2 separate regions of the Homo sapiens genome follow, and region 1 is linked to region 2. Evidence: read pairs that join two places in POLR2A ChIA-PET (ENCODE). Cell type or tissue: GM12878. All regions are shown on one strand. Each heading gives the region's core, and the rest is flanking DNA. Links, peaks and the distances in the headings are about the cores only.

Region 1 (11,394 bases), core at 1,325-9,324, 57 kb before region 2:
TTCCTCCCTTAGAAGCAAAGCTTTCTAGCAGGAGATTTAGTTCTCTTCCACTACTAATGAAGATGGTCACAGGTAGTGTAATACATAGTTTTTAGGGAAAAGAAAATAACAAAATTTAAAAGGCAGAAAACTCTATAAAGGCAAAAACATTATTAATCTTGAAGTATTTACTGAGTACATATGTGCTAATTAACTTGGCCAAGATAAAGAAGCAGAATACATAGTCTTTGAACTTGAGACCTTCATAATCTAGTCCAGGAGACAGGATGGACATCTGTGAACAATAGCTTATGTCAGAATAAAACTTATTCCCCAGTCCTAATAATTCTACATGGAGGCACCTCCTCTGGAGTAATACTCTTGGCTACTATATTAGTCTACTATAGCTACCACAACAAAATACCACAGACATTGATTTTCTTACAGCTCTGGAGGCTGGAACCACAAGATCAAGGTACCCACAGGAATGATTTCTCCTGGGGCCTCTCACCTTGGCATGCAGATGGCTGCCTTCTCGCTGTGTCCTCACATGGCCTTTTCCCTGTGTGTGAGCATCCCTGGTGTCTCCTCCACTTCTTATAAGAAAACCAGACCTATAGAATTAGAGCCCCACCCAAGTGACTTCTTTTACCCTTAATTACCACTTTAAGGGTTCTGTTTCCAAATATAGTCACATTGCAGGTCAGGGCTTCAATATATGAATTTTTTTTTTTTCTGAGATGGAATTTCGCTCTTGTTGCCCATGCTGGAGTGCAATGGCATGATCTTGGCTCACTGCAACCTCCACCCACTGGGTTCAAATGATTCTCCTGCCTCAGCCTCTGAAGTAGCTGGGATTACAGGCCTGTGCCACCATGCTTGGCTAATTTTTTTGTATTTTTAGTAGAGACGGGGTTTCACCATATTGATCAGGATGATCTTGAACTCCTGACCTCAAATGATCCACCTGCCTTGGCCTCCCAAACTGCTGGAATTACAGGCATGAGCCACAGCGCCCAGCCTTCAATATATGAATTTGGAAGGAGGGTCAGGGGACATGATTTGGTTGGTAACAGCTACCTTGAAAGAAGACTGACTGGTGAGTTTCAGAGAGGTACTGAGCAAGTGCAGCTCTGCTCAGCCCCACCCTTCTCTATTGTACACATGAGTTCTGCCTATCCATAGCAAAGGTGCACTCTCACCCGATCTTTTGGCCAAATGATAAACTTAGCAAAACAGTCTCTGCTTCATTAGACGCAGAGGAAGTAGGACCTCTGTGACCAGGTAGATAAGCCAGATTAATCAGGGTGAACGATTAGCAAGCCCACTTTGCCAAAAGCTTTCCCCAGTGAAGTTTTATCAGTTAAAATACACCAAAAAGCTAAGGTTTTGAATTCAATCTGCCTGATCCTTGTGCCTATGTCTCAACTGGTTCTGAATGAGTGGGGGAAAAGAGTTACTTTTGCTTGGGCCTCCTAGTGCCACAAAGTCATACTCATATATCTCACTTGTCGGTCATATTACATAATATATACAAGACAGCATAATAAAATATTTCTTAGAAACCAGTCTGCTACAAAGTGTTTAAATACCATCTCACAAACATGAGTTTGTGAACCTCAGTGCCTTATCTATACAAAACAGATGATTAAGTAATTATTTCATCTCCAGCGAACAAAATTGTTTCACATAATTGCTTCCTATTTGGCTATTCATTTCAAATTCGAGTCACAAATAATGAAGCAAATAATCTCATTTTTAGTATAGTTTTTGTAGTAAAATTTTTTGCTTTGTTTTGCCCCTTGGCTAGCTTGCTCTCACTATGGCACCCTTAACTGTCTCTCCAGTAGCCACAGGAAGTAACAAAAGAAAAAGAGTGATGAACTACAAACTTTCTCAGTTTCATGAGAAGTACCTCAGGAACAAGAGGGTAATCCTCCTGTAGTGTAACCCAAAGCTGACATAAATTGGATGCTTCCATGGGGATTTATAGATGTGAATGATACCAAAACATCATGAAAATTAGACACTACTTCAGTAATTGTATTTGCACACTTAATTTAATCTGTCATAAGTTAGTACTATTTCTGCAAACCAACATCAGTAGTTAATTACCACTATTAATTTCAAAAGCAATTGATCTTCAGTGCTGATAAAATATCTTCAATGATGATACAATAGGAATTGAGAAGGCAAAATAATAATAAATATATACTTTGATACACAGATTTGAATGCTTTTCACTTTAAGTTTAAAACTGAAAATAATATCAACACCATTTATTTAAAACATTAGTATTCCATATTATAATCTTTAAAGCTGGCTTGTTATGCTGTATGTAGTATTTATACTAACATGCTAAATGATTTTTACATCTTTTAGACTTTGTCAAACTAATCTGCATGTACAGATTACAAAACGTGATCTGTTTCTGAATGACTCATTTGTTAGTGCTCAGAAGTAGAAAGAATCCTTTGGCAATAATTAACAAGGTATGCTTTGTGCATATTAGCACATAAAGATTAAATTTTTAACACAACTTCATTTCATGCTGAAACAAATCCCATTGTGCTAACTCTATGCTAAGCTATGGCATCTTATTCATTATTACCTAATTAACCTACTAATAGCCACATCATAAGAGTTTGTGTCCATAATTATGTTAGATATTGGTTTAAAATGCAATTAAAGGAATGCAATCACATAGATTTCTGAAATCGATTTGGGAAACCAAATTCTTGCAATTCATGCAGAAGAAAATGCCCTGCCTTTTGGATATTGTTCATTGCAGCACGTTATTCATTTCTTAGAGTTTCCATTTTCATCTACATATTCCATAATGGAAGGCAATATTCATGGATATTTAAGGGCAAACACTAAATAATCAGTAATGAATACATAAAACATATTTATTGTTTTATATTATCTTTAAAAATAACCCTGCCTAAGTAGAAGTAGAAAGTTTTGAAAGCAAAACTCTGAGAACAACAAAAAATTGGATTACTTATAAAGTTCATCACAATGTTCAGGAAAGAGAAGTTATCCATGAGAATGCTGTAGTATTATTAAAGCTCAAAATTTGTTGCTTTAATAATAATCTATAGTTTATATCTAAATTTCTTTTGAAGTCATCTTTCCACTAAAATTACAGAGATGCCAATTGATTTTTTAAATCTGACTGATGAGCTTGTACTTATTTTCCATAAAACATTTTACAATTGGGACAGATGGTCAGTTTTCTGTTTCCCCAGCAGTATAATAAAGGATTGCCAGCCCGAAAGTACTAGCAACAGTAAAAACTAACAGAAGCCTCAGCTAGTTGCTGCTACTGCATAGCTTACCACTAGATGTCCTGTGGACTAAGCAAGAAGAAAAGTGGTGCATATATTTGCATTTTTATCCTAGCAGTGGATGTTTCTGATTTTAATAACGTAGCTCTGGACTTCCAAAGTAGCTGGCCAACCATTTTCTGCTACATTTCCTATTGACACAGGCAAAATAAAACACAGCAATGCAGGTTATGTAATGAAGCCCAGCATGGCATTTGTCGTGCTTGCAAATAATTATAAAAGTATGATTGAAGTATTTATCCCAGAATCTTTCATAATGAGGAAGGAATACACACACACACACACACACACACACACACACACACACACACACACACACACACAATTCCCTTATTGCAAAGACAGATCTTTTAATTAAGCTTCATTTTTCTCATTTAGCAGGCTCAACAGGCTGTCTTGTTATAGATTCCTTCCTTTTCTGAGAAGGGTAATACATGGGTATAACAAAACAATTATAGCTTGTTCAGAGGAACCATTCACACTGTGTTATCTTCCATGACTGCTAAGCAAATTAAGGTTGAAATTTTTCTGTCAATTTGGGTGATTATTATGATGAATCTGTGAAGCACAGAAGGTATTTAAAAGCAGTGTGATGCCTTTCTAAAATTCCACCTACTAACAAGGCATAAAACTACCTGCAGATACCAATAATGTGTGCCAAAGTATAATGTGGAATGGTGTCTTTAGCTCCAATTGTTTCAGTATGGCACTCGGTCTGGGGAAATCTGGCAATGCATCCACTCAAATCCCCAGAGTTGTCAGGAAAGGAAATAGAGGAATAAGCTGTTCACAGTGGTGCTTGGTGAGAATCCCACAGAGATGAGGGCAAACAACAAATGCCATCCCTGGCAGCATTGTGACATGCTGGCAGGACAGGAACCTTGACATGAATGCCAAGGCTAGGGGTAACCATCACCAACATCTACAACTCCCCAAATCTACTCTTTTTGGAATTTGATTAAATGTGGTGAAAAACATTTTTGAGTGAAAAAATACAAGCAAATAGAGATGATTTAAAATTTTTAGAAACGTTGCAGCGTCTTACAAAAATATTTTTTAATGCCATTGGCCTTCCTGGACATATGTGTTGGCTGTGTTAGGATAGTGCAGAATTATCCTATCAGACATAGGGAAGTCATGAAACCAAGCTGACTAAATGAGATTCCGGGTGAAAGTAACCCTGGAAGCCCACAAACCAAAGGGTCTCTTTTTTCTTAAATGAGTGGATTAGAGCTCTCCCAAGACAATTGACTTTGTTTTGCCCCTTGGCTAGCTAGCTGTCACTGTAGCACCCTTAACTATCACTCCACTAGCCACAGGAAGTAACAAAAGAAAAAGTGATGAACTACAAACTTTCTCAGTTTTACTGAGAAGTACCTCAGGAACAGGAGGGTAATCCTCCCGTAGTGTAAACCAAAGCTGACATAAATTAGGTTGCTTCCATGGGGACTGACCGCTAAGAGGACCTGCTTGAAAATGACTTTTCTGAATCACTTTTCTGCTTCTAAGATCTTTGAGCTGTTGATTTCTCAGGGCCAAAGAGAAAAAGTTGGAAGGAAAGAAAAGAGGGGATGGGGAACAGAGACTCATTCTTTTATTCATTTATTGAACAAATATTTATTGTGCACCTATGTGTGGTGCATTTTGTCAAAGCTGATTTTGTATTCCCTTGCACTGGTGCAGAACAATTAGAGAAGAATTCAAAATGCAACTTTACATTCAATAACACACGAAGTAAAAGGGAATACTGAAATACTAGGGGAGAAGAGAGGTAGAAAATGTTTTATTCTACAGTATGTAGTTTTGAGTCACTGAAATTGACATACACTTTCCTGCCTCCATTCCTTTGTTCATGGTAAGCTATCTCTCTAGAAACCTGCATTTATCCATCTTTGCTTATTGAAATTTTGTCTACTTTCAGGGCCTATTTTGCAAGCTAGCTCCTGTGTGGAGCTTTTTCAGATTTTCTCATCTATATATGATTTATATATCATTTGAAGAATGATAATTCCTAGTTGATACTTCTTTATTACTGTGACTTTATTTCATCATATACTATTAATAAAATAGTTTTTTCCTCATAAGCAAATAGTATTAATGTCCTTAAGGACAGGTCACTTTTTGTAAAGATTTGAACGGCCTATATGAAATAAACCATTGACTTGAATGAATTTACCTATGGTTTCTCAGAGTTGTTGCACGATCAATACTAGAAACCAAGGCTCGAGACATCCTGCCCCTTTCTAGGCCCACTCTGTCCCTCTGTTTCGGGGTTGATTTGTAAATTAGCTATTTAACATTACGACCAAAACACTTTTCCAAATGGAGATTTAAATCTATCTCAATATACTAGATGAAATCCAAACTATTTATTCATAGCTCTGTCTTTGGGGAAGAATTAGAAGACTAATTGTTGTAACACGTTATTACCTCAAAGGGATTTTTGAGATTAATTCTGAAATAATGAATAGCCTAAGTTCTAATTTTTGAATAAAAATTTTATTTACAGGCAAATTGTTTAAAATGGTGAAGCAAAAATACTAATAAAGTACTGATTTAAGCTAGAAACAGTCATACAACCTCTTTTTAAAAGATCTGTTTAACCAGACCAGTAGTTCTTAGATCAATAATTCATTGATCAGATTACTCCGTAGTTGTTTACTTGATATACTTAGATAATGGAAATAATTAGAATCATGAAAAATACTTGAGTTGTTTGGTCAATTGCAATTGTGTGATCATTCACTTGACTGCTCAGTCAAGTCCTTATGATATTAGCATAAGTCACCCTATTTTGATTGATTTGAAGAAATTCCAAGTTTTTAATAACAGCACTGCTTTCTTCATAGAATGTATTGTAAACTTTTTGTTTTTGCTTTTTGTTGTCTCCTTAATTAGACTGTAAATTCCAATAATGCAGAGACCTTACCTGTTTTTCTAACTGCTATTCCCCATAGGACATGCACAATAGGTATTCAGTTATTGTTCTGTGAATAAATATGAATGAATTGAGCAAAAATTTGGAAGCTAAAATTTCTAGATAAATTCATTATGTGGTCTAAATCTACTAAACGTGGAGGACAGTTAAAAAGCAAAAAATTCAGCCCATCAGTTAATTGGTATGCCATCCCTCTCCCAAGTAAATCACTGAATTATTTTATTGGATTTTATTTTTTTAGTTCATATCAACCAAGTCCAAGGAGAAATGACCTTCTAGTAAGCCAGGCTGTATCTAATAACATAAATGGCAAGACCTTTTAGAAATTTTAACACAAGCAAGCTGTTTATATAGTCATATAGGAATTTTATGCTTAAAACAAAATCAATATTTCTGTACTTTCAAAATACCATCTTTACCTAGTGTGTGAATCTCCATTACAAGGATTAAGTAAACCAGAATCAATAAACATAAGTAATCACTTATACTGCAAATTGATACTGCAAAGCTATTAAATAGAGAGTTGTTTTACATATATATATGCATATATATATGCATATATATATATATATGCATATATATATGCATATATATATATATATGCATATATATATATATACATAGAGAGAGAGAGAGAGAGAGGATAGTATCATAATAATGAAATGAAAATGGCAACTATCTTCCTTCCTTCCCCCTCCAATCCACACACACACAAAGAATGAACATTAGCTTGGTACATACAGGCTGCTAGGTGAGAAACGTCCCTTTTTTAAAATTAAAATGACATCCTAGATTCTATAGTAGAGGAAAAAATTAGAATATATTTTAAGAAGACAAAATTTCAGACATCTCTGTGATTGTTTATTATCATGCTCTTTCATATGTATGGACTCAGAAAAGTTCATTAAGACAATATTTATATAGGATATCATAAAATAGATACACCAGGCTGGGCCTGATGGCTCACACCTGTAATCCCAGCCCTTTGGGAGGCCGAGATGGGTGGATCACTTGTGCTCAGGAGTTCGAGACCAGCCTGGGCAACATGGTGAAATCCCGTCTCTATAAAAGTGCAAAAATTAGCTGGGCATGGTTGCTCATACTTGTGGTCCCAGCTATTTGGGAAGCTGAGGTGGGAGGATCACTTAAGCCCAGGCGGCAGAGGTTGCAGTGAGCTGAGATTGTGCCACTGCACTCCAGCCCGGGCAATACAGTGAGACCACATCTCAAAAAAAAAAAAAAAAGATACAGCACATTTAATCATTTAATTCCACACTTCAAAATTGTCATCTAATTCTACATGTATAGTGGTGTAGTTTGAATACTATCAATAGAAAATCTAATGAAGAAATTATTAGTAAGCAAGGATTGCATATTTTCTGTTTCTCCAGAACAGAAATTTTTTCTCTTTCTCTTACAGAGAAGAAAAAGAAAGTAAAGCATGAAACTAAAGCATATTCTTTGTTAACAAGAAGGGTACTTCTCAGTATTTCTTTTATGCTGTCTGAATTTCCAAATGTGCCCTTATCATTTTTAGCAAGTGAAAATTGGGAAGAAAAATAGAAATGTAATATGTAATATTATATTTTAATGTGATGTTCTACTTTTCTGTTTGTAGTTATTGAAGTTTTTGTCTTACTTCATTAAACATTTAATAAATCACCACCAGTTTTGTGACAGGTTTTAACCATAACACAAACAGCAGGAGGTGTACACCCAGCTCAGTTCATATAAGCATATAATATCAGTGTCTACATCATCATGCCCTGCAGGCATATTGGCAGAACAACCAATGGGAGGTAAGCTTTTTCTGACAAAGCTTCGAAAATAAAGTTTTCTTCTTTTATCTTACTACAAATCAATTGGAGCCCTTACAGCAAAATCCTATAAAATAACTTCAAACACCACTTCTTAGTCTAAAAATTTGTATTATGGCTATAACTCTTTGAAGTACTATGACTGAACTTTGGAGAAAAATGATTTAAGTGCTATCTGCTAGACATCAGAGCTTCAAAAATTCTCTCAGTTTTTCTTGACACATAAACTGCTACCCACTGTATGTTTTTAGGACTTTTTTTTCTTGCTTTTAACCACCTAACCCAGTTTGCTTGATAAAAGTTATTTAACTGCAGTTTATCCAATTGAATTAATGCTCTTTAAAGGTTCACCAACTTGCAATTGATTATTTTACTTTGTCAAGCTGTTTTTTCTACTCTTACAAGAGTTTGGGATTTGTTTTTGTTTTTTAAAGAACTTTCAGAATTTCAAGCATGTTGACTATAAGTTTAAAAAAAATCACTGGCGAAAATATAAAACTTGGGGTTAAGGGTACATGTGATTCCTGCTTGGAAGTTAAATGTTAGAAAGAGAAAACTAAAAAGTCTTCTGATGAGAAAGTCTCCCTTACACTGAGAGACTGATGAAACCAAAGATGCCTCTTGCAAAGGGCACAAGACTCATCAGGCCTCCACCGGCGAGGGGTGAGAAGGTGTTGTCCAGGATCAAAGTCACTGCATGCTCACCAATGTTCTTCAGAAACTTCAGTCATTTAATTTCTTCAAACAAGACACAGAAAATGCTTAGTTTAAAAAAAAAAAAAAAGAGGATTACATTCAACAAGCTCTTAGTGAATATCTGCCTAATGCAGTTAACTCTAATAGATGCTATGTTGGGTGGGATGTGCTAAAGTGGGAAAAAAAAAAAAAAAAAAAGGCCCTGACCTCAGCAGGTGGACTTTGACTCAAAATCTTTAGTCAACACACAGATTCCTTTGGCTTGTTATCCCATTCTCCCTGAGGGGTATTTTGAGTTGAGTCTCTTTTAAAAGAAATGATACTTTCTGGAGTCCAAAATAAATTAATATAATTAATATAGATTTAAAATTGTCATTTCATATTCATAGAGGAAACAACAACTTTTACTACATTGGTGCTCAAATGCCAGTTGGCAACAAGACAACCAGCTGATACCACTCCTTCCTTCATTGAGAAAGTTGCCGCCAGAAAAATAAATGTCAGCTGAGTTAAGCAACATGCATAGTGATATAGCTGGGTTAAATTCTGGAGCAAGCTCTATATCCCACCTCAGATCAGCAACAAACCGTTTAAGGACTGGCAGCTTGTCTGTGAATCATATCTTAAATAATTCTGCTTTTCACAACCCAGTTTTAATGTATAATCATCTAAACCAAAAGAAAGTGCAAAATCAGAAAATAGACACAAAAGCATAAATTACAGAAGACTAGATGTTGGGGGAAAATTTTAATGAAATATAAGAACTTGAGAAGGAATAGGAAGAACTCTATTTTACACATCCCGGGTAATGAAATAGTACATTTTATCAGTCCTCAGTGGGATGTTACTTAAGAAGGGCATCTTTTGTGATTTACCTAAAGAACAGGCCCAGCACAAAACAGATTCTCCGTTGCTAATTCCTCATGGCACATCTGCTGTCTTCCCTTTCCTCATTGCTCTCCTTGCACACTAAGGCTCAGCTATCCCAAACACCATGGAACAGGGGGTGAAGTCCACACTGCCGCCATTGTTCTACACGTGACCAGCTAAAGGGTCCATGTAGAAAGTCACAAAGAACTGGATAAATATGCTGCAAAATCTGAAAAAAGAGTGCTAAGGAGTGACTGATGTGCAATAAGATCATGCTGTCTTCCATCTCATCAGATGGCAAGACTGAATACACACAAATGTCTCAAAGCCCAGGGAAGCCCAAGCCCACAGAGCTGCTTCAATGGGAGTCTGCGGAAAATATTCATCACATATTAATGTCACCCCTCTTCACTGCTTGAGAACTCATTCCCTGCAGGATTGAGCAACTCGATCAGTTCTCAGAGAGGATCGGCAATATGGATGCTTCTGAGAAATTTAAAAGAGCTAGGCTGCCCTTAAGCCTTCCTGCTGCCCCAGCCTTTGCCCACTTTGCCTTATGGACCAAGTGCTCTGTTGGCCCAACCCTACAGCTACAGCCTTCTTCTTCTGGGGCCCCACATCTGTCATGGAGAGCATTACTAAAAGCAGTGTACTCTGTTAGGGCAAGAGAAAACCTCCAAGCATTAGTATCCTCTTTATGGAGCCTCCTTACCTTTATTAAATAGTTTACTACTGCCTAAATAAATCATGAGGAGTAGTAGGTGGACCTCCTATTACCAGTCTATAATCTACCCAAAATGCTACACTAGGCATTGAACAAAACAAGAATACCAACTGTGGCCTAATACTGGGGTCAGCAAACTTCTTCCTTAAAAAGCAAGATAGAGCCAGGCACAGTGGCTCACACCTATAATCCCAACACTTTGGGAGGCCAAGGCAGGAGAATCACTTGAGGCCAGGAGTTTGAGACCAGCCTGAGCAACATAGCAAGACCTTGGCTCTACTAAATAAAATAAAATAAAATAAAATAAAATAAAATAAAAAAATTAGCCAGGCATGGTGGCATGCACCTGTAGTCCCAGCTACTCAAGAGGCTGAGGCAGGAAGATCACTTAAGTCCAGGTGTTCAAGGTTGCAGCAAGCTATGATTGCCACTGCACTCCAGCCTGAGTGACAGAGCAAGACCCTATCTCAAAAAAAAAAAAATAAATAAAAAGCAAGACAGAAAATGTTTTAAGCTTTGTGTGCCAGACAGTCTCTGACCCAACTACTCAACTCTGCCCTTGTAGCATGCAGGCAATCACAGATAATACTTATGTATGTATTTATATGAATCATATGGCTGTGTTCCAATAATCTTTATTTATGGACTTTGAATTTCATATAATTTTCATGTGTCACAAAACATTAGTTTTCTTTTTATTTTTTCCCACCATTAAAAAATGCACACAGTTCAAAGAGGTAAGTTGGACTACAAAAAATTTTAAAACTTTGGTACATCAAAAGACAAAAATCAACAAAATGAAAGGAAACCTATGGAATGGGAGAAAATATTTGCAAATCATATATCTGATAAGAAATCAATAGACAGAATATATGAAAAATTCCTACAACTCAACAACAACGAACAAAACCCAACAAAAATGGGAGAAAAAAGTTGAATACACATTTCTCCAAAGAAGATACACAAATGGCCAAAAAGCACAGGAGAAGATGCTCAACCTCCCTAGTCACTAAGGAAATG
Region 2 (11,394 bases), core at 1,997-9,996:
ATGTTATACAAACAAGATAAAAAGTGGTAGATTATTAGGAACAACTCTGTTAGGTTCCGAGAATTCATGTTACAAGGCCAACATCACAGTTGTGCAGCATCAAAAAGAGAAAACAGAACCTGAGGGCCATGATCTCCAAGGTATCCCTTTTGCTATCTAGTTCTGTATCCTGGTTGCTTAATGCCACAGCTTATAAGATGGATGGTACCTTACATTTCATGTCTCCTTCCCGCACCCATAGCCTCCGAACAAAACTGACTTGGGTCCTGCTCAAGCAAGGAATTGCCCTCTGCTTCTTAATCTGACAATTGCTAAGGCATTTTTATGTACAGCGTATGCACAGGTTAATTTGTTTCCCATTCTAGGTAACATATGTGCATTTTAATAAAAGCTTTCTAAAATCTATGCCTTATCTCAAAGGCATGGATTTAAAGGTGAGAATTTCAAACAATAGGGCAGGGGACCCTCTGATCACGTCATGCTTTCAAGACAACTGCCTCTTCCACCCTCACTGGACATAAGCTCCAAATGATTCAAATGCTAATAAGCACTGGGTAACACTTGTTTACCATACTTTTCACCAAAGCAAATAGACTACAGGTCAGATCACTTTTCCTCTCAGTGTTTTTGTGCAGCAAGTCTGTGAAGCAAGGCCTGGTGTTGCAGAACATCTCCTGAAGGTTTCAGCACAGCTTCACCGAGTTCTCAAACCAGCCAGGGAATTTGGAAGCAGTTGTGCTAGATATTTGTTCCCCTCCTTTCCTCAAAGATGTTCACTGTTTGAGACCTCAGATTACTTTCCTCTCAGTATTTTTCCTTTAAATTCAAGGTGGACAGATTTGATGTAAATCATTGAGCATGTATTTGGACACCTTTTTTGTGTTGGCCTGTGTTCCATGCTAGGAGTACAAAAATCAGGGATAGCCCCTGCCCTCAGAGATCAATGTTTTGAACTAACCATTCACTCAGTTTGCTTAATAAGTCTGTTTTTTTTTTAAGTTAGAATATTGTTTGAGTTTTTCATTAAAATTTTAAAAAACATCCTCCATCACCACCATCAATTTACTTTAGAATCCCTTAATACAATGAAGTTAATAAACTCACCCACATTTTGAGGATAAACTTAACCCCTAGGGATTGTGTGAGGCAAAACTTAAATCCCAAAAGACAATGTGTGGCAGAGGCACAGCTGACAATGTACACAGGTTTATAACATCACCTCCCTGAGCAGTTCCAAAAAGCCAGATTTCCACATTGGCTTTTGGGTTTCTACGCAAAGCAGATAAGTAGAAATTGCTTATCATCTATTATAGGGTGGTGTTTTGATCCTTCTGGCTTTCGCTTCTTTTTAATAGTATCGAAAATTCCTGTGGTTCAGTCCCCATTGCCTCTAGGCCAAGAACAGTAGTCCCCTAGTGCCCTGTAGACACTTTATATTCCTAGACACCCACCTCATTAATGACTCTATGAAGGTTTTTCAGGAATGTCTGTGCTCTCCCATGGTCCTCTTTTTACAGCATTATTTCTTTTCTCTCTTCCTTTGTCTATTGCATAACTCTGCTTTTCTTTCTCACAAACAAACATCACCCTACCATCCTATTTGGACTTCAGAACTACTTTCTACTTACCCTGCAGTGAGTCTGTGAAGTGAGGCCTGGAGCTGCAGAACATCTCCAGGGGGTTCCATCACAGCTTCACACAGTTCTCAGACCAGCCAGGGAATTCGGAAGCAGCTGTGCTAGATATTTCTTCCCCTCCCTTCTGCAAAGATGTTCACTGTTTGAGACCTCAATAACCATTATTTAGCACTGATATTAACATATAGCATTGGCAGCTTAGAACTTTCCAGAAAATAAAATCTGATAAAAGACAGTGTCCTAGACACAAGATAACAGACATACAAAGAGAGACATTTTTATATTAGTGGGATAACAAAGGGTGAGATGAAGCCAACTTTGTTGGAGCAGAGCAGTGGCACTCAAAGAAAAGTGTTATTGAGCTCCAAGTGAACAGCCACCACAGGCCACTGACTGGCATGAATTGTTTACATTAGTCATTCCCAGCCTGCCATTCTGTTTCAGCTTGGTCATGCGGAGTAACCCAAAGGAGTAAATAAATAGGAGAATAACAAACCATCTCAACAAACCATTCCAAAATAATTCTAGAAGATACTATGCCATTAACATGCCATCTACACCTGCAATATTCCAGCAACTTCCCATTCACAAATAAAAAGAACATTATAGTATTGTCAATTGCTCATACTGCCCATGCCATAGTATATTTCAAGCAAAAAAGGAACCAGACAAAATTATCAAACTTTTCAAGCTACAATCATGTCATTAGTTTAACATTCTCAAAATGTTCAGAAAGAATTATTAAATGACTCAGTTTATTATCAATACACATTTATTAAATTTCTAGCTGCACTAAGCACTGAGCTTATGTTATCATAAGTAAATTGCATGGGCCAGTGACTGCCTTCTAAGAACTTGGAATCTCCAGGCAACACACTGTATAGACAAAAAGCTCTAAGATGGAGACATTGGTCCATTACAAAAATATCTAGGCCCATAAGTGAACTATAATCAGAAGCATCCTGAACTACGAGCTTCATCTTAAACAACTGATAGTATCAGTGCCCACAGGTTATTCAGGGGTGCCTGCTTTATCAATCACACTGACAAGCAGAGTGCAAGACAAGAAATCAATCTTCGGAGAAGCCATCTCTCAACAGAAGACAGAAGAGTTACCCCATTTATTCAGTTATTAAATAGATAATTATTGTAAACTTACTATGAGATAGGCCCTTGGGATACAGTGGTGAGCAAAGTAGACAAAAATCCTTGCCCTATGGAGCTCACTTTCTAGAGCAGGAGATAGAAAATGAACCAAATAAATAAATAAATTAAATTGCTTATTGAAAGTGATAAGTGCTGTGGAGATAAATAAAGCAAATAAAGGGAATACAGAGATTATTTTTTAAATAAGTCATCAGGAAAGGTCTCACTGAGACACTAATATTTAACTAACAACTTGAAGTTTGAAGTTGGAAGACCCATAGGTGTGTGGAGCTCTAGACAGAGGGACCAAGAATTGGGAATTTCAACTCTGATTTAAACTTTAGGCTGAGGCCTCAGTCATTTTGATTAAATAAAAAGTGAATCAGCATAAAAAAAATATCTAGTTAGGCAAAGTAAATAAATTCTAAAATTATTTTAGAGATGAAACTAGGAAAAGTAGATTATTAGAATAGAGGTTAGAGATAATAACCTCAGAAGAATTTTCTTGGAGAATAGGAAAACAGAAAAAGCAACAGAACTAGTTTCTTGTTGCTTTCTATGGGGATTGGGTAGGGATAGGAAAGAGAGGGATATGAGCACTTTCCTAAATCCAGGGACAAAGGTTTCACTGAGGAGTGGGATTTTAAAAGATTTTAAAATACTGTGGGCAAGGCATTTGACTAGGCTGGGAAGAGAAAGATGTTCCAGGTGTATTCATTCAAAATTCATGTGCTTACTCATTCAACACCACTGGATACACTGAGAGATACAGAGGCAAACCAGAAATTATTTGGGGGTATGCAAACAGAAATACAATAGCCAGTATCCCTACCAGCGCACTATTAAATCACCCCTCTAACCTATATTCATTCACTGAACAAATATTATTTGTGTTTCCACTCTGTGCTAGGCATTTCCTAAGTATTATGGAAGATTAAAAAAGAAAGAATAAGATAAGGACCTGCTTTCGGGAGCTTACTAGGAGCAGTAATAATGATAATAGTTATTACAATAATATACGGTAGACAGAGGTAAATGCCTTAAGGAGATAAAAATGAAGTCTTATGGAAGGTCAAAGAGTTCTCATACTCAAATCTTATCTTCTCTAGGAATTATGGCTTTCTCCTTTGAATTTATTATGCACGTTGTTCATTTGGCACTTATCTTTTATTGTCTCATATTAGCAGGTAGACGAGTTCATTTTATGTCTTATGTTTCCAAACAGATTATCATACTTCTCAGTAGTTCACCACCCCCACCAAAATATTCAGCATAGTGCAGTGTACAGCACACTCAGTCTAATATGTACACTGCACTGTCTTCAACTTGTTGGAAGGGACAGAGTTTCCAACTGTCTTCAACTTGTTGGAAGGGATAGAGTTTCTTAAACTTATTGTAGTCTCTGTTACAAGTGTTTGGGTTTTTTTTTTTCCTACCTCCAGCTAAAATGTGACTTCCTTAAGGACAAGAACTATGTATTGTTGGCAATCCCCTAAGGCCCACAGTCTTGAACATAGTGTTCAATACATGTTTGCTGAATGAATAAATGCTTAATGGGAAACTTTCTGAAAGTGTCATAATGATACCTCACATAGATATCGGGATTTACAGTTCTCAAATTGCTCTAAAATACACAACTGCCTTGAATCCTCTCAATAGAACGGTAGAGTTGCCACTGAGATGGTTATTGCACAGATGAAAGAACAATGATCATGGAAGATCAACCACCAAGTCACTAAGAGGCAGAGCGGGGACTTACCAGGTGTGTCAGGCTCCACATCAAATGCTTCTTTCTCCACCAAGGAATCATTGAATCTCACAGTGGGGCTTGACTTGGCCTTTGTCTCCAAGTCATAGCTTAGTGTCATGAGACAATAACTATCAAGTGACAAGTAAAATTCCTTTCTTCTTCAATGTCATACTGTGGAAATATGGTGAACTCAGACCACAAATCCAGGCCAGTTTACCTCGGATGCAACAAATGGCTGATCTTCGTTTGTATTATAGACTGAAGTGGAGGGAGCTATCTCTCTGGAAGAAAATGAGATGTATTCAAGTCATTTGTATTAGGGAAGAAAATCTTAGGTAAGTCTGATGTAAACACCAATTTTCTGCATGACCTGGGCAGTACAACAAGTAGGCAGTCTAGATCGGGAATGAAATCTATGTCAAAATTGGCAGTAGTAGAACTTGGGAAAGGTCAACAAATCGTCTGACACAGGCTTTTAAGATATCCATAGTAATAGGCTCTCCAGGCCTTTAAAAACCACTGGAGAATCCCCAAATTCATCTGGTATAATAAATAAACTCTGGGGTTTTCACCCAAATTCAAAACTCAGCCATTCTAACCCTTCTTCAGCCATCAATAGACATACGCTGCTTTTCAATGCGTTTCTTGTACTCACCTTGTCTCCTGTCAGCAGCCAGAAGTTGGGGTTTTTTTTGTTATCAAGAGTAAGATTCAAACAGCCTGCCCTGCAGCAATCCCATACTGCAGTTCTTTGTCAGAATCCTAATGACGAATTCTAAATACATAAGAGACCATCTCCAGCTGTAAAAGTGAAGAGCTTCCAGGGCCTGTTGAGTTCCCTGACCCCAGACCTATTTTTATATTTTGATCTTGGGGACCGTGCCTCATGACTTTCAGAACCCTCAAGTTATCCCCGGGGTTACAGAGCACTAGCTTAACCAGTCATAGCAAGACTTAAAACAGGGCAGCCAGGATCAAAGTGGCCAACAAACTAGTGCATTAGCCACCAGACCAGCCCCCGAGAGAACTGCAATAAGCTGCATTGTACAAGTGGTTAAATTCTTCTCATGAAAAACCTCAACACTCACGGCTTTCAGTTGCATATATCTGAATAACCATTTTAACAGCTACTCGCATTTTGACATAAAATGTAACAACAGCAGTTTAATGTTCTGACTGAAGTACAGAGACAACAATACAATTTGATTTTGTTTTTTAATTTAAAGCTGCCTAAACCTCAAAGTTCAGTGTTACTTGCTCTACATTTTCCTCAGGCTGATATTAAAGGGACTTTCCTCTATTCAGAGAGCATGGATGAGAGAATGTTTAAAAAAAAAAAAAAAGAAAGAAAAGAAAAGAAAAAAACCCTGAAGAGTCTGGATTAAGAATAACATAGCACAGAGAGGTTTTGTCAATGAACTGACACTTCATTTTTCCTTCCATTGTCTGCCTCCCCGAAGAGCAGGAGACTAGCAACTGGGATGATCACATGAAGGCGGGAAAAACACAACTGTCAGGCTCCAAGGACAAAGCCTGCTCTTAACAATACCATTCCTTAAATCCAGACATTAGAGCCGAAGGAATGAGAAAAAAGCAACTCACTCATGGATAGCTTACTGAGGATACTGCAGAAGATTATGCTAATCTTCACTTCATTGTCCTCTGCAAAATGTTTTCATATCAAGCCTTTTATCTGGGGAAGAAGAGATGCCCAACCTCTCAACTCAGTAACAGCCAGCACTTTCTGTGTGGTTTCTGCGTAATTAACACCAGCACTAGACCTTTTCATTTGTGCTACTCAAGCTTAGGGCCTTTTGAGGGTGTCCACAGGGGAGCAGCCCTCACCCTTTGCCTGTGGCCCGGGAGCCACAGCTTATGCTTAGATCTGCGTGCCATCTGTTAATGGCAGAGGGAGCAAAACTTGAGCTAACTTTTCCTTGACTGCCAGAGAATGCAAGAGACCAAATCCACCAGCATGAGATGAGCAAATTATTATTAAAAAAAAAAAAAAATCTAACAGAGGAATTCAAGCCAACTGCCTCATTTTCCCTATCAGATTTTTGCCTCATTATAACTACTTTTCATTTGGGACTTAAAGGGCATGAAAGCCCTAGCTTAGGTGGTAACTTGAATGGACCAAAGGGACACTTTTCTTTCTTTCTTAGGAATTGAGCTTCTGCATTCGCCTCATTTTATTTCAGAATTGTGTCACAGATGAGCCACATACACACTCCTGACTGACGAGAGGCTATAGGCAGCCCACAGGAACGTAAGATTTAAGGCTGAATTTTCCTCTCTAATCGATTTCCCTGGCTTTTGTTGGCTCAGGTCAAACTCATATGAATATCATAAAAGCCAATCTTCATAATGATGAAAGTCATGTGAAAGTGTTAAAGAGAGGCGATCGCCCGTAATGCTTTTGTTTGTTGTAATTGTTGGTGTGAGAATTTAGTTCTTAGGAGTTTCCCAACAACATGTAAAAGGAAAGGTTAATTGTATATAAAAACACATTTCCCTCAGACGATTCTACTACTCCAGAGGTGAAGAACTATTGCCACACTTTTCACTTGTTCTCTAAAAAACTTTCTTTAGACTTATTAGCCAATTCAGTTTTACCCAGAACCTGGTTTCAAATCTGCTTCAAACTAACTCTATGTTGTTGGGGAGGCAAAACTCAGGTAAGCTCAGCTCCTTCATTAACATAATGAGAACACACAGGATCATAGGTTCCCAAACTGAAGCCAAAAAAATCTCTAGGAATCTCCCCCAGATAGATTACTATTCTGGAATTATTTGGACTTATTTTGTAAACTAATGGAAACCAGACTCATGGGTAAATATACCATACAGAAAAAATAATAAAAAGAAGTCTTGATGGATAAAAATTTGGGAACCACAAAATCAGAGGGTCTTTAGGATTTCTTGAAGTTTTGTAATTATCTGGTTTAATATGCCTTGGCCCAAATGAGGTGATGTTCTTTGAAAGAAGCTCACGATTTGGTTTCCGTGTGTGGGCAGTACATATTGTTTGATAGTGCTGTGATCTCAATGAATTTTTGTGAATTAAGTCAAACTAATGTATTAATAGGGGTCCAATTAATTGGGAAAGGAGTAGTATGAACCAGCACTGTTTGCCTCCAAAACATACTACCAGCTCTGGAAAGCTAAAATGTGCCACTCTCCTTGTTCGTCCTGCTCCACTGAATGAGCCTGCTTTATGACAGCAACTACACACCTTACGGGCATTGGGTAAACATGGATGTGCCCCTTCCTGCAGCGACAGTCCTAAGTCAGTGCCAGAGGGCTTGCTCTTGGTCCATGCAACAGGCTCAGATGTGGGACATACACTGGTGAGGCCAGATGTTCTATATTTTTAAAATGGGCTTTTCCTGTTTTTGGTTTATGCATTACCCTCTATAACAAACAGGGATCACTGTACAATGCCATCATGGCTTCCTATTCCAAGGTTTTGCAGGAAAAGTAGGTGAAAAAAATAAAAAAGGAAAGACTACAAGGAATATACAGAATTCTCTCCCATCAAAATGTTGAAGTTTCTGGTGAACTGCACTTTGAATTTTAGAAATTTACAAATTCCATATGTAATTATAATACATCTTTCTTTGTAATCACATTATAAACAAAAAGAAAATTTTTTAAAAACTCTCAACCCTAGGTAAATTCTAAACATTTTCTCTTGAGATTTTGGTGAAAGATGAAATGATGACAAAGGACTAAACAGAAGTATTTTATTGTATTGCCTACTTTTATGTGAAAAAGTATTCTTTATATATATACATACATTTAATATATATTTTGTACATGTATGTGTATATATCTGACTTTCTATTCTATCTAACCTCATAACTTACCAAAAAATACTGTCATTGTATATATCATATATAAATCAGACTTTCTATAATATCTAACTTTGTAACTTGCTGGTGCTCTAAAGAATTAAAAAGGCATTGTCTAATAATCTAAATTTACTAGAGTGAACATGTAAATCTTCATAGAGTAAGAAAGAACTCTCTAAAGTTAGAATACCCTTTAACAGATAAAGCATCTAAATATAAGAGGCCACCTGCTTCATTCAGCAACCACACAATTTGGTGAAATTAAACTCTTCCAGAGCAGTTAAAATTGCATGGCTGTGAAAACACCATTTACTGACTACCGAGAGTTTTACTTAGTATAAGCTGTTTAGACCACATGAAATCTGCAATACACTGTTAGATCTTTACAAATTTCATGAAATCTTTTTCGGATATCCAAAAAATCCTGAACTGCTTGAATCTATTGTATCCCAGCACTGGGGACTGACCCATAATCTCTTTCCCAGCCAGGATACCAAATCTGTACCCAACCTTGTCACTGATTCCGGCAGCTGCTTATATTCACCAGAGGGGATGGCAGCAATCCTACTTCTAAAAGAACACCACAAGGGCTTACGTTCACGATGCCTTGAAGAGGGCCTGAAAGGAAGGTCAAAGGTGAAGAAAAGATAAAGTGCCAAACAAGGAGATCAGTAACATAGGGTCTTCTTGATGAAATCCTAACGTCTGATTCTTCAGGATGCAAGCGTCATAACTGCATTTCCAAAAAGTCTGTTTTGTTGGTGTTTGTGTGTATGTGTGTGTGTGTCTGTGGATTTGTGTGTGTGTGCAAGTGTGTGTGCAAAGTGGGTTTTGTTTTGTTTTTAGGTCGGATCACTGTGCATCTAAAAGCCTTATTCAGTTGTCCTTGTCCCAAGTACTTTGTCTTACACAGGCTGCATTACTCTTGTAAACAGAGGCTTCATCAAAGTGAGAGCAGAGAGAGTCACATCAGTGGATTAAGGCCTTCTGCATGATAAAGTAGCTACCTAGGGGGGGATAAACTTAATATGTGAAAGAATGTTATTGAGAGGAATAAAGTACCAAAACTCCGTCATTCTCTTCGTAATGTCCTAATCTAATGCCTGACACTGGGGCCTTAGGCCAGGGTTAGTGTTAATCAATGAAATACCCATCTGTGTTCCCTGTCCTTATCGCTATTTAAAACTAACCTAAACTCAATTATTGTCTCTTAGAGACCAAGATGGGATACTAAGTTGATTGAAAGGAATTGTGTCCCACAAAGAAATCCCAGTGTTAAAATGCAGAGGTGTCAACATCACTAACTAAATTTCAGCCAAAAAGAGATTAAATGCTAATTCTTAGAACATGAAAAAGTTGCATAGATGACATCTGGCTAAAAATCCTTATTTGAAAACAGCTAAATTCTGGTAAACAGAGAAATCAATCCAGAGAACATTGTGCTCTTTAGAATAAAATGGATTGTTTATGTCTCCTGTATCATTTATAGCACAATAAATATACAAGGGGAATATTAAGTTCAAACGAGGATTCAGGTTTTAGGCCAAATAAGAGATAACATTCTTGAATTCATAATTGCTAGAATCATGATGACTATTTGAAGGATATATAATTTATCCCTTAATAACTGAAAGGTGTCATCCAAAACTGTTGTATTCATAATTAAATTTAAAGGTATTCTTTAAAGAGGCAAGGAGCAAAGAAGAGAAGGTGAGAAAAATGGTCTTATTGCTCAGTAATATTCATTATTTCCTTATTAATACTTGGGCAAAAAACGTCACACTTTTCCATTTTTATTCTTTTTGTTTTGTACCCAAGTTTATGGAAGATTGCTTTTAGAACTGAGCAAATTCTCTAAAACCAGGTTTCATGGCATGGTCACATATGTATCAAACATTACTTTGAGAAGTTTTGAAATAAAGCAAAAAGCAATTATTTAAATCTGTAGGAAAGTTAATCTAAAATGGTGTAAATATGTTTTTATTGTGCTTCTTGAGCCTGCATATATGTTTAAATACAAATGGGTTTATATAAATACCATTTCATAAGTTAATAATAAAATTATAATTAAGAAGCTTTTTTCTGATAAATTGTTTAGTGGAAAAGCAACATTCACAATGTAGGCATCTTATAATTATAATTCTAAAAATATATGCATACAAGGAAAAAGACTGAAAGGAATATTTAAAAATAAATTCTGGGATGACTGATTCTTCATGTTTAAAATCTGTAATATACACAATACAGGTTGCATTTTTTTAATGATGGTAAAATACACGTAATATAAAATTTACAATCTTAATGCTTCTTAAGTGTTTAATTCAGTACTGTTTAGTACATTCATATTGTGCAAATAATCTCCAGAACTCTTGCCATCTTGCAAAACTGAAACTCTACATCCATCAAATGCCCTATTTCCTTCTCCACTCAGTCTCTGATAAGGAGAAATCTACATTCTGTCTTTATGAGTTGACTATTCTAGGTATCTTATAGAAGTAGAATTATATATCCCATTTGTCTTTCTGTGTCTGGATTATTTCGCTTAGCATAGTGACCTCAAGGTTCACTCATATTATACAATATATAGAGATTTCCTTTCTTTTGAAGGCTGAATAATATTCCATTGTCTGTATATACCACATTGTTCTCATCCATTGATCTGTCAATGGGCATTTGGGTTGCTTCCACCTTTTGGCTTTTGTGAATAGTGCTGCTATGAACATAGATGTACAAATATCTCCTTGAGATACTGATTTTAATTCTTTTGGGTATATATCCAGAAAGAGAATTGCTGGATTACACAGTAATTCAATTTTTAATTTTTTGAATAATCACCATACTCTTTTCCACAGCAGCTGCATCATCCTACAGTTCTACCAGCAGTACTCAAGGATTCTACTTTCTCCACATCCTTGCCAACTCTTGTTATTTTCTGTTTTTTTGATAGTAGCCACTCTAATGAGTGAAAGGTGGTTTGCATTTCTCTAATGATTAGTGACATTGAGCA

What was found. Peaks named below come from ENCODE experiments on the same cell type or tissue, not always from the same donor. Only the 100,000 strongest peaks of a DNase experiment are listed, where the experiment ranks them.
Region 1: POLR2A ChIA-PET joins it to region 2 with 11 read pairs; 4 of 35 experiments call an interaction of 5 or more read pairs at or near these places.

The regions. Positions count from the first base shown.
Region 1 is chr1:90,472,510-90,483,903 of GRCh38, forward strand. LOC105378851 (a long non-coding RNA gene) reads right to left here. Exons shown (of 3, transcript XR_947591.3): 2 at 6,259-6,316; 3 at 3,321-3,460. Among named protein-coding and RNA genes, the nearest start is that of LINC02787, 70 kb to the right of the region's middle. In GM12878, for the core only: a CTCF peak has its summit at 3,319; no DNase peak of the experiment used is centred there.
Region 2 is chr1:90,528,826-90,540,219 of GRCh38, forward strand. LINC02787 (long intergenic non-protein coding RNA 2787) reads right to left here. Exons shown (of 6, transcript XR_001737796.1): 2 at 4,543-4,814; 3 at 2,797-2,867; 4 at 1,629-1,761. Among named protein-coding and RNA genes, the nearest start is that of LINC02787, 13 kb to the right of the region's middle. In GM12878, for the core only: no CTCF peak of the experiment used is centred there; a DNase peak (open chromatin) is centred at 5,475.